Linked DNA regions of Homo sapiens: region 1 is linked to region 2. Evidence: read pairs that join two places in POLR2A ChIA-PET (ENCODE). Cell type or tissue: Panc1. All regions are shown on one strand. Each heading gives the region's core, and the rest is flanking DNA. Links, peaks and the distances in the headings are about the cores only.

Evidence for each region. Peaks named below come from ENCODE experiments on the same cell type or tissue, not always from the same donor. Only the 100,000 strongest peaks of a DNase experiment are listed, where the experiment ranks them.
Region 1: POLR2A ChIA-PET joins it to region 2 with 8 read pairs; 3 of 35 experiments call an interaction of 5 or more read pairs at or near these places.

Annotation. Positions count from the first base shown.
Region 1 is chr7:23,684,721-23,690,186 of GRCh38, forward strand. It overlaps FAM221A (family with sequence similarity 221 member A), which reads left to right. Exons shown (of 7, transcript NM_199136.5): 3 at 4,549-4,739. Among named protein-coding and RNA genes, the nearest start is that of FAM221A, 7.3 kb to the left of the region's middle. In Panc1, for the core only: no CTCF peak of the experiment used is centred there; no DNase peak of the experiment used is centred there; H3K27ac peaks cover 713 bases.
Region 2 is chr7:23,890,531-23,895,996 of GRCh38, forward strand. It overlaps LOC124901835 (small nucleolar RNA U13), which reads right to left and starts at 4,604; the gene lies at 4,498-4,604. In Panc1, for the core only: no CTCF peak of the experiment used is centred there; no DNase peak of the experiment used is centred there.

The sequences.
Region 1 (5,466 bases), core at 449-4,448, 210 kb before region 2:
TAAGCATATCTTACTTCTACAAATCGTAATGATTGAGAAACATTTAACAATTGTCCTTTATATAGTAGAGTAGAAATTATCAGCTGGGGATGGTGGCTCACATCTGTGTTATCCCAGAACTTTGGGAGGCCGAGGCCGGAGGACTGCTTGAGCCCAGGAGTTTAGTCTGCAGTGAGCTATGATTGTGCAACTGCATTCAAGCCTGGGTGACAGAGAGTGAAACCTTGTCTCTTAAAAAACAAAAATTGGCCGAGCTCAGTGGCTGACGCCTGTAATTCCAGCACTTTGGGAGGCCGAGGTGGGTGGATCACGAGGTCAGGAGTTTGAGACCAGTCTGGCCAACATAGTGAAACCCTGTCTCTACTAAAAATACAAAAAATTAGCCGGGCGTGGTGGCACACGCCTGTAATCCTAGCTACTTGGGAGGCTGAGGCAGGAGAATCGCTTGAACCTGGGAGGTGAGGTTGCAGTGAGCTGAGATCACGCCACTGCACACCAGCCTGAGTGGCAGTGTGAGACTCTGTCTCAAAACAAAGCAAAACAAAACAAAACAAAACAAAACAAAACAAAACAAAACAAAACAAAACCCCACAAAAATTATCTAAAGGTTTTTAAAGCTATAATTAAAAATTTTCCATCATATCTTATTAGTGCTCATCATGGAGTCTGTCACCTTAAGCAGTTCTCTTGCCATTGGTAAAAATGTTTGGTGGCCCTGTGGCTTTGCCAGGGGTCTTTCAGTTTGACTGGGGAGCAGTCTACCTACATCTCACATCATTGGAGAAAGTAGAGAATGGGTCATCAGATTGAGGAACTACTTTAAGCGTTGCTTGAATTGACCCACACTGATCATGCTGTCCATCTATAAGTATAAACATTTCTCCTCAAATTTACTAATTGCCTTTTATACCTTAAGGATCTGCTGTGTCGATACCTTTCTTTAAACAAACAAGCACACTGCTTTGCATTACAAATGGTCATGTTCCAAGAAAAGTGCCTAAAGGAAAGGAAATAAGTGAGGCTTCAGTTTTTGGCTTGAGTTGTCTGTATCTGAAGTTTGCGTTTTGCTGTGTGTATGCTCTACTTTAAATTTTGCTACCGTCTCACAGTTGTAAATAAAGTTCAGAATACCTAAGCTGCTTCACAGAAAAGTCTCTGAACCTGTTCCATGTTTTCAGGCAGCAACTTTAACTTTCGGTTCCAAGAGGAACCACCCTATTCTGATAGCAATTTCTGGGGCTCTTTCACAGAGACTCTTTGTATAGTTGCTATTTACAGAGTTGCAGTTTGCCAAAGTTTGTTAGGCAGTTGCTAGGATGAGTAATGTTGTATATAGATTGATTATAAATTTATTTAGCAACTCCAACTAAAAACACTGAGGAGGAATGGAGGATAAGGGATGTGTTGATATCTTTCAGAATTAAAGAGGGGTTTGGTAAGTTTGTGATAGTTTTATAATTTATTCTTACACAAATTTAGTGCCACTTTCTAATCTCTGTATAACTTATACAGCATGGACTTGAACGTCAGAATTGATCCAACTCAACTTTTTTTTTTTTTTGAGACAGGGTCTTACTCTGTCACTCAGGTTGGAGTGCAGTGGCACGATCTTGGCTCATTGCAGCCTCGACCTCCTGGGCTCAAGCGATCCTTCGACCTCAGCCTCCCAAGTAGCTGGGACCACAGGCGTCTGCCACCACATCCAGCTAATTTTTGTATTTTTTTGTAGAGAAGTGGTTTGGCTTTGTTACCCAGACTGGTCTGGAACTCCTGGGCTTAAGTTATCTGTCTACCTCGGGCTTTCCAAAGTACTCAGATTACACGTGTGCGCCACCATGCTCAGCTGACCCAACTCAACTTTGATGGAGAAGTTATTATATTTAGTACTGATCCACTCAGTGAGATTTCTTCCAAACTTTTTCACCCCACTATTAAAGTGGTATATGATTATCAAGGAAAATGGGGGATATATAGAAACATAGAATATATTCTATATACAATATATAGAAGCAGCTCACTACCCAAAGCCAGCTGCTAGTTTTTTTTTTTTACAATATCTGTATGACTTTTTCTTTTTTTTTTGAGACGGAGTTTCACTCTTGTTGCCCAGGCTGGAGTGCAGTGGCGCGACCTCAGCTCACTACAACCTCTGCCTCGTGGGTTCAAGCGATTCTCCTGCCTCAGCCTCCTGAGTAGCTGGGATTACAGGCATGCACCACCATGCCCTGCTAATTTTGTATTTTTAGCAGAGACGGGATTTCTCCATGTTGGTCAGGCTGGGCTCGAACTCCCAGCCTCAGGTGATCCACCTGCCTTGGCCTCCCACAGTGCTGGGATTACAGGCATGAGCCACTGTGCCATTTAACTGTTGTGAAGTATGTGTGTGCATAAAATACTGAGCCACTTTTTAATGACAGAATCATAGAAATATGTTTCCACATTGTTATGTGCTGATCAAAAACAAGATTTTTAATACCTGCCAGCTAGTCCAGCTAGTCCAGTGGTGTTTATCTGTGTTCTCCGGAGCTGTGAGGGAGCCTTGGGGGTGTGCCAGGTGGAAGGGCAGGTTAGAAGGGGAAACTCTATTCTGTTCTTCCTTTCGCTTTAACCAATTCTGCATTTGTTTTATGTATTCTGGTTCTATAAAAGATTTTATTTGACAAAAGGGTTTCACTGCTAAAATGTTTGAAAACTGTTGTCTAGTAATTTACTTACTGGTTCTCTTATGTCGTGTGGGTGTGTGTATAATGTAGCTGATGTAAGTACTATTGCTAATATTATTGGTATGCATAAAGCTTTTTCTATATATGGAATTATTTTCTTAGGGTATATTTTCCAAAAATGAAATTTCTGGTTCAAAGAATGGACCTTTTCAAGTTTCTTGAAACATTATTAAATAGAATTTGTTCTTTTGTAACACTCTTTTTTTTTTTTTTTTTTTTGAGACAGAGCCTCGCCTGTTGCCCAGGCTGGAGTACAGTGGTGCCATCTCAGCTCACTGCAACCTCTGCCTCCTGGGTTCAAGGGATTCTCCTGCCTCAGCCTCCCGAGTAGCTGGGACTACAGGCATACACCACCATGCTGGGCTAATTTTTGTATTTTTAGTAGAGATGGGGTTTTCATCATGTTGCCCAGGTTGGTCTTGAACTCCTGAGCTCAAGTGATCCACCTGCCTTGGCCTCCCAAAGTGCTGGGATTACAGGCATGTGCCACAGGCTCCTGGCCCTTTCGTAACACTCTTGATAGCATTGTGTATTACATATAGTTTTTAAAAACTTTGACTCTTTTTGCTAAGTTAAAATGGTATCTCATTTTAATTTGCATTTCTTTTTTTTTTCTTTTGAGACGGAGTCTTTCTCTGTTGCCCAGGCTGGAGTGCAGTGGCGTGATCTCGGCTCACTGCAAGCTCCGCCTCCCGGGTTCACACCATTCTCCTGCTTCAGCCTCCCAAGTAGCTGGGACTACAGGTGCCCACCACCACGCTCGGCTAATTTTTTGTATTTTTAGTAGAGACGGAGGGTTTCACCGTGTTAGCCAGGATGGTCTGGATCTCCTGACCTTGTGATCTGCCCGCCTCAGCCTCCCAAAGTGCTGGGATTACAGGTGTGAGCCACCGCAACCGGCCTTTAATTTGCATTTCTTTGATTAATATTGAGAATAATAAATTTAGTATTATTTTACTGAATATCACCTATGAGAAGAAAGTGAGTGATCTATTTAAGAAAATTACAATACTATAAGAAGGAGCTTTGGCTTTCAAAAATATTGATAATTTATTTTGAAGTCAAAAGTCATATTAAAATAAATTACATCAACACATGTTTATTGAATATATTTCTATTTTAAGTAGCAAACATGCAAATAAATTTAAGTAATGCACTGTGACAAAAATAACATTGGTAAAGAACTTTTTCTTTTCTTTTTTTTTTTTTTGAGATGGAGTTTCGCTCTTGTTGCCCAGGGTGGAGTGCAATGGTACGATCTGGGCTCACCGCAACCTCTGCCTCCTGGGTTCAAGCAGTTCTCCTGCCTCAGCCTCCTGAGTAGCTGGGGTTACAGGCATGTGCCACAACGGCCAGCTAATTTTTTATTTTTAGTAGAGACGGGGTTTCTCTATATTGGTCAGGCTGGTCTCGAACTCCCGACCTCAGGTGATCCGCCCGCCTCAGCCTCCCAAAGTGCTGGGATTACAGGCATGAGCCACTGCGCCCGGCCTGAACTTTTTCATACTCTTAGGCTGTGCTTCTCTATTAAGGAATCTGTAGAGGTAAGTGTTTTAAGGAAATTATATAATTATTCTTTGTATTGCTGTGAAACAGCTTCTTAAATAACTAAAAATAGAAATCTAAAAGAGTAAAGATTTCCTCTGACCAAAGCAACATAGGTGATACAAGTACTATATGTAGGAGAGTTTATTTTCACCTTACTATGAAGAATAATAAAGCAATAATAATTAAAAAATCATATCTGCCTTTAATATAATAGAAATTGTAATTTTTGATAATACCTGTATTGTGTTTATATTTCTCTCTCTTTCTCCTTTTTTAGGTATAAACAACATAAAACTGACTTGGAAGCGATTCCTCAGCAGTGCCCCATTGATCTGCCCTGCCAAGTGACTGGCTGCCAGTGCAGGGCTTACCTTTATGTCCCCTTGAATGGTAGCCAGCCCATTCGCTGCAGGTGCAAACACTTTGCTGATCAGCACAGTGCTGCGCCTGGCTTTACATGCAATACATGTGAGTTATATTATTATAAACACATAAACTCAGAATGTTTATATGTCTTCCTTGAATATTTAACGTGCTTTTTTACTGGTTGTAGAGTTAATATTCAGTTGTATTAGTTGTAGAGTTAATATTCAGTTATGGCGTTAATATTAAACAACTAAGTAGAATTCATTGGATAGATACTCTAAGATTTCATTTTTGTGGAAGAACTCAGAGTTAATGGTATGCTTGATAATCATAAACCCTCATCTCATATAGTTCAGATAATTTAAGTAATAGTAATGGATTTTAAAGAATTGCCAGATGTGATCTGATTCAAATTTTTGAATATGGGAGTTGAATCAACTAAATTCTATTCATAGATTTTAAAAAAGCATTTTATAAGTCAAAAAACTTTTATGGTTTGCTGATAGATTAACATAGCATGATCATTTTAATGCTTTGTATGCAGTAATACCCTTACCTTAATACCTGTACCCAAATTCCAACCTCTACCCCCTTTGCCCTTACACTGGATCATCCATTCAACTAGGTAGAGTGCTAGTCCATTAGTTTCCTTCAGGAGATAGTCAATCCAGTTGTTGTTATAGTAGTTTGAGTTGAAATCTTATGGTGAAGTGTGTAATAAAACATTTTTAATGACAGTGGCAGGAATAAATCTTTCATTGGCTGAATATGGAAGTAGTTGGAGAAAACTGATTTATTTATATGCCTTGGTTCATATATATATATATAT
Region 2 (5,466 bases), core at 727-4,726:
TTTAAGTTCAGGAGGACAAGTGCAGGTTTGTTACTATATAGGTAAACTTGTGTTATGGGTTTTTTTTTGGGGGTATGGATTATTTCAACACCCAGGTATTAAGCCTAGTATCCATTAGTTATTTTTCCTGATCCTCTCCTTCCCCCAACCTCCACTCTCTGAAAGATGCCAGTGTGTGTTGTTCCCCTCTATGTGTCCATGTGTTCTTATCATTTAGCTCCCACTTGTGAGAACATGTGGTATTTGGTTTTCTGTTCCTGTGTTAATTTGCTAAATATAATGGCCTCCAGCTTTATCCATGTCCCTGCAAAGGACACAATCTCATTCTTTCTTTTTTTGTGTGTGATGGAGTCTCACTCTGTTGCCCAAGCTGGAGTGCAGTGGCACGATCTCAGCTCACTGCAACCTCCACCTCCCTGCCTCAAGCAATTCCCCTGCCTCAGCCTCTCAAGTAGCTGGATTACGGGTGCATGCCACCACGCCTGGCTAAATTTTTGGATTTTTAGTAGAGATGGGGTTTCACCATGTTGGCTAGACTGGTCTCGAACTCCAGACCTCAGGCAATCTGCCCACCTCAGCCTCCCAAAGAGCTGGGATTACAGGTGTGAGCCACTGCACCTGGTAGATCTCATTCTTTTTTATGGCTGCAGGCTGTTTTTTTTCTGTACTCGGGCTCCACAGGGCCAACGGTGGGACTTGAGTATGTGAGAATTTTGGTATATATGAGGTTGGCAGGGGTAGAGGGGCTGGAACCAATCTTTTGTATATATAGAGGGATGCTAGTTTTGAATGAATCAATCAGTGGGAAGAATGGATCAAACATAGCTTTAGAGAGGAGGTGATTTTAGGCTGGTTTTATTCGTTGAAATAGACCTTTTTTTTTTTTTTTTTTTTTTAAAGAAGTAAAGATAGGGAGAGGTGTGATATGGAGCTTGAGCAGGAGTTTTCATCTGATGAAACCATGTCCTTTATTTGACATTGGTTTCATCTTACTACAGCCCAAGGTATCCAGTGCCAGTATAAGAAGCCACATACTTTTGATTGAAGTCCCAGGATTATAAAAATGGAACTGGGACCAGCTCTCTGCTCTCAAAATCAAAAGAAACCAATGATACCTTGACCAGGAAGAAGAGAGGAAAGCAATTTTTTTTTAAAAGACTCTATTTACATTCATTTAATATATTCTTTTACGTTTATTGACTCATTTAGTACAACTCTGAAGAATTGTTATTCCATTTTAGAGATGAGAAAACTGAGGTTCAGAAAGACTGAACAACTTCTCCAAAGTTGTATAGCTATTAAGGTGGAGCTGGGATTTGAGTCCAGTTGTTTCTGACTCCCTAGGCCAGCAGCCTCTGAAGTGCATGCATTTTCCACCCTGTGCCCGTACTGGCAGAGCTCGGTGCAATCCTTAGGCAGTCAGTTCAGTTCCAACTGTCTTACTATCTGCAATGTTTTCAGACTAAAACCTGGGCTTTTATGAGCTCAGTGGAAATACAAGAAATATTATATCCAAGTTTTTCTTAATTCACTGGAAATCCATTTGAGACGATGCTTCATGTGGTATGTTTGATGGTGTAACTCATCCCATTTCTGCCTAATAAAGGAGAGGAAGTTTGGAGAATGGTTAGTAGAAGGAAGGAGGGGAGAGGAGGGAGGAAGGCAGGAGAGAGAGAAAGGAGATAAAAGATATTTGTCAGGGAGTGGCTGGAAGGAAAATGAAGTTTTCCAGGAAGGGCACTACTGATTTTAACTGGGAAATGGCCAGGAGCTAAAGGCCAGTGATGAGCAACAATAGGCCTGCCAGGCTGAGGAGAGTTTAGTGTTGTATTTAAGCATAAAACCTATGCAAAGCTGATGCTGCCTATCAGGGTACTTTCAGCCTCATCTCATGAACCCCCGAGCACCAGGGCAGAACAGTTGGGAAGAGCTGGGCTGGAGCAGGGATTTCCTGGGTTGCTGTAGAAGTTCTAAGAGTGTTTTTTTGTTCTTAAAAAAAAATTATTTGTATTAAGTTAAAGGATACAAGTGCAGTTTTGTTACACGAATATATTGCACAGTCGTGAGGTCTGGGCATTCAGTGTATCCATCACCTGAATCAAATGTACATTTTACCTATGAAGTACTTTCTCATCCCTCACCTCCTCCCTACCTCCCACCCTTCCGGGTCTCCAATGTCTAGCCTGTTCTTTCCTCTATCAGATTCCCACACAGTCATCCAATAGCTGAGAAAATTAATTGCTTTGCACTAATAACTACTTTCAGTGTTTTCTATTTGTAGTATTTTATTTTATAAGGGCACATTTGACTCTGTTGTATTCTAGAAATCATCATTAATGGTAGAATTTCAGACCCCGTGATAGGCCTATTTGAATTAACACAGGTACAATTTTAAAACGATATCTCCTCTGTTGTGGGCCCTCCCTGTGCTCTTGGATAACCCCGTCTTGGGGAAACGCTGTGTTGTGGTGAGGTGTTTTTTCATACTACTGCTTTCCTGTAGTGCGTCTACTATGGGAAAGTGAGCTAGATGGAAGAGAAGCACACAGAAAATAAGAAGAGAAGACAATGGACTCTTCCTGAGAAACAGTCATTACTATGAGGAACATCACTTAGAGAGTAAGAAGAGAGACAGGCTGCATGTGAGACCCTCGGGCAGAGTGAGAGCGCGAAGATAGTCCCTATGGACTTCAGGTCACGGGCGGATCTGACAGCTTAGGCTCATTTTCTCAGGGTCATGACTGTTGAGAGGGATGGATTTCACCTTCTGTGTAAGAAGCATTCCTAGAAATATGAAAATGTTTGCTTGTAACTGCCACCGAGCAGGGACAGAAGCTGCCACATGTGGAGGGCTCTTGTCAGTGCCCTGAGCACTCTGCATTTGTGGCATGTCACTTTTCTCAACTGTGTAACAGGAGAACTGGATCAGGAGATCCAGTCTAACTCATTTTGACAGGCTCTCCAGGGTTTGGGTGGAAAACAGCCTTTGTGTTGCTGAGGTTACAGAAGCAAGGATTAATCATACCTCAGAGCTATGCATCTGTTTTGACCAGCAGGACTACTCCCTGATGCAGTGTGTGTGTGTGTGTGTGTGTATGTGTGTGTGTAACATTTTCTTTTTCTCTCAACTTTTTTCCTGGAATGTTGCTGATACTTTCTGATCTGATTTTCAGTCTGACTACTGGCTCCCTTTCCCTTTTGCACAGGTGCAAGTCTGAGGTTTTCTTCACCTGACAATTCTTTATCAGTAGATGGAATTTTAGAAATGGACCGGGAGATAGGCTATCCCTGCTGCACTTTTAGTTTCAGATCATCTTATCTGCATCTAGCCCCTGGCATTTGCTGCTTCCTGGAAACATAAAATTGTAAATTTGCTGGCTTTTTTTTTATTTTTTTGCCTTAAATAAAATTCTTTTCCTCTGTGATATCAGCTCCTGGGAAATGGCAACTATGACCACATCCACCAGCCCTTTGATATGGCAGCTATGGAAGAAAGAATGACGTGGCCTGTTTGGCTTACTAGTTTTTTCCTCCTCACGTAGGTCTATGGGAGCATTTAATGAACCCACATAGGTTTGAAAAGGACCTCACAGAAATAGAGTAGAAATCAAATAGGAGTTGAAAACGTCATATTAACTTCCCTGTGGGCAGGTCTTTAGCTTGAGATGGCTTCTTGAGCCACCTCAGTCAGAGCAGGAGGCATCTGGCAGAAAGCCCTGGCAGACCTTCCCTGAGAAATGTTCTCTGACAAAGTGGCAGTGGAAGTGCTGCCTCTGATCATCCTCAGGCACATAACAGAAGGCAGAGATTTCACAAGGGGAGGATGTTTTCATGTTTGGACCCCTGGATTGTTGACTTTTGTCATCCCCTTTTGGCCGGTCACACACCCTCGCTCTGAGGCAGCGTTAGTGTCACCCTGGGCCTGGTGGGTATAGGGGGGTGGGGCAGCATGTTACCAGCTTCGGCTTTGCATCCAAGCTTGGAGGAGCTGACAGGGCCACAGACACAAGTGAAAGCTCTTTCTCCACCTCATGGAAGGGCAGAACCGTGCTGCTGGGCACTCTTTTGAGCATGACTGTGTATTGTGAACTCAGAGTTTCACTCGCCCAGGGGTTGCTTGGTTGAGCCATTTACACTCAGGGTTTGAGGACCTTGCTTCTCTGACATTTCCCAGATGTGGTTTGTGGTCGGATGCCCCTGTGGCTTTAGATCAGCATTTTCTAGATACTGTTTCTGAGTCTTTTAAATTTCAAAGGACATCAAGATTGGGCCGTGTGAGCTTTTCCGCTAAGCTGCCTCACTCTATACTCACTTTATATCTCTGGCTTTTTTTTTTCCTCGTACTCTGCACTGCTCCCTCCCTACCCATCTCCTAATTTGGGTTTCTCTGTTATCTCCTTATGCATGGCACTGCTTCTTTCAGTAGAAATAAATAAATAATGCACAACTTCCAATTTATAAATAATACATTCTCAAACTAAGATAAATTTTTTTTCACTTCAGACATAATTTGCCAACATGGAGTCATAACAAGATTCGAGGGAGGCACTTCTCACACATGAGCGTGAAAACCCAATCATCACGCTCTTGAACCACAAAAGGATGGAGATGAAATTTTTTTGAAACATGTAAAAGTAGAAAGAAAAAATTTAAAAAATCCATTCTAATATAAAAAATGACCCTCTCCTTCCTGAATCTTTTTATTAGATGTTGACTAGATGCTGGCATTTCATTTATAAAAGTAAGCATGTCAAATGCCTACAGGCAAGGGCAGCTTTATAACCAAGGGAAACAGTGGGTGCAATGGAAAGAGTGGAGACTGATCTGGGTCTGAAACCCAGCACAGCCACATCCTGGCCATGACTTTGGGCAAGTAATTTATCCTCTGTCGGCCTCAATGAGTAAAGTAGGAGTAGAAAATATGTTTCTTGGGAGTATTAAATGTTAGACTAAAAGCTATGCAAGGTGAGCCTTTCACAGGGAAGATGTTCAACAAATACTTGTGCAATGATAATATAATTTAAAAGTTAGAAAAATAGGCTGTGAGGGAAGTGTAGGCAATGGGAGCACTTAGGACTGGAGTGAGGGAGGGCTGTGAGGAAGAATCAGCTTGGCAGACGAATTTCTAGGGCACATCTGATTCCACCCAGGAGGCTCACTTTGCTGCTGCAAAAACCCCGGAAGTGTGGAGCCCCCAATGCTGATTCATCTGAGAAATCGTCCCTGACTATCCTGCCCTTGTAGAGCAGGGAATTTTTTTTCCCCTCTCTGCTCCTGCAGCACTTTGTGGCTTTTTAATGAATTTATCACATTATAAAATCTTTTAAAAATTGATAGCTGGATTCCTTACATGCCTGTGAATTTCTCTAGGGTAGGGATAACACCACACTCATCTTTGTATCCTCAGAGGTGCCCAGCCCGGTTTGTTAGACGTCGGGGTAGATGGATATGTCCATGTATGGTGCA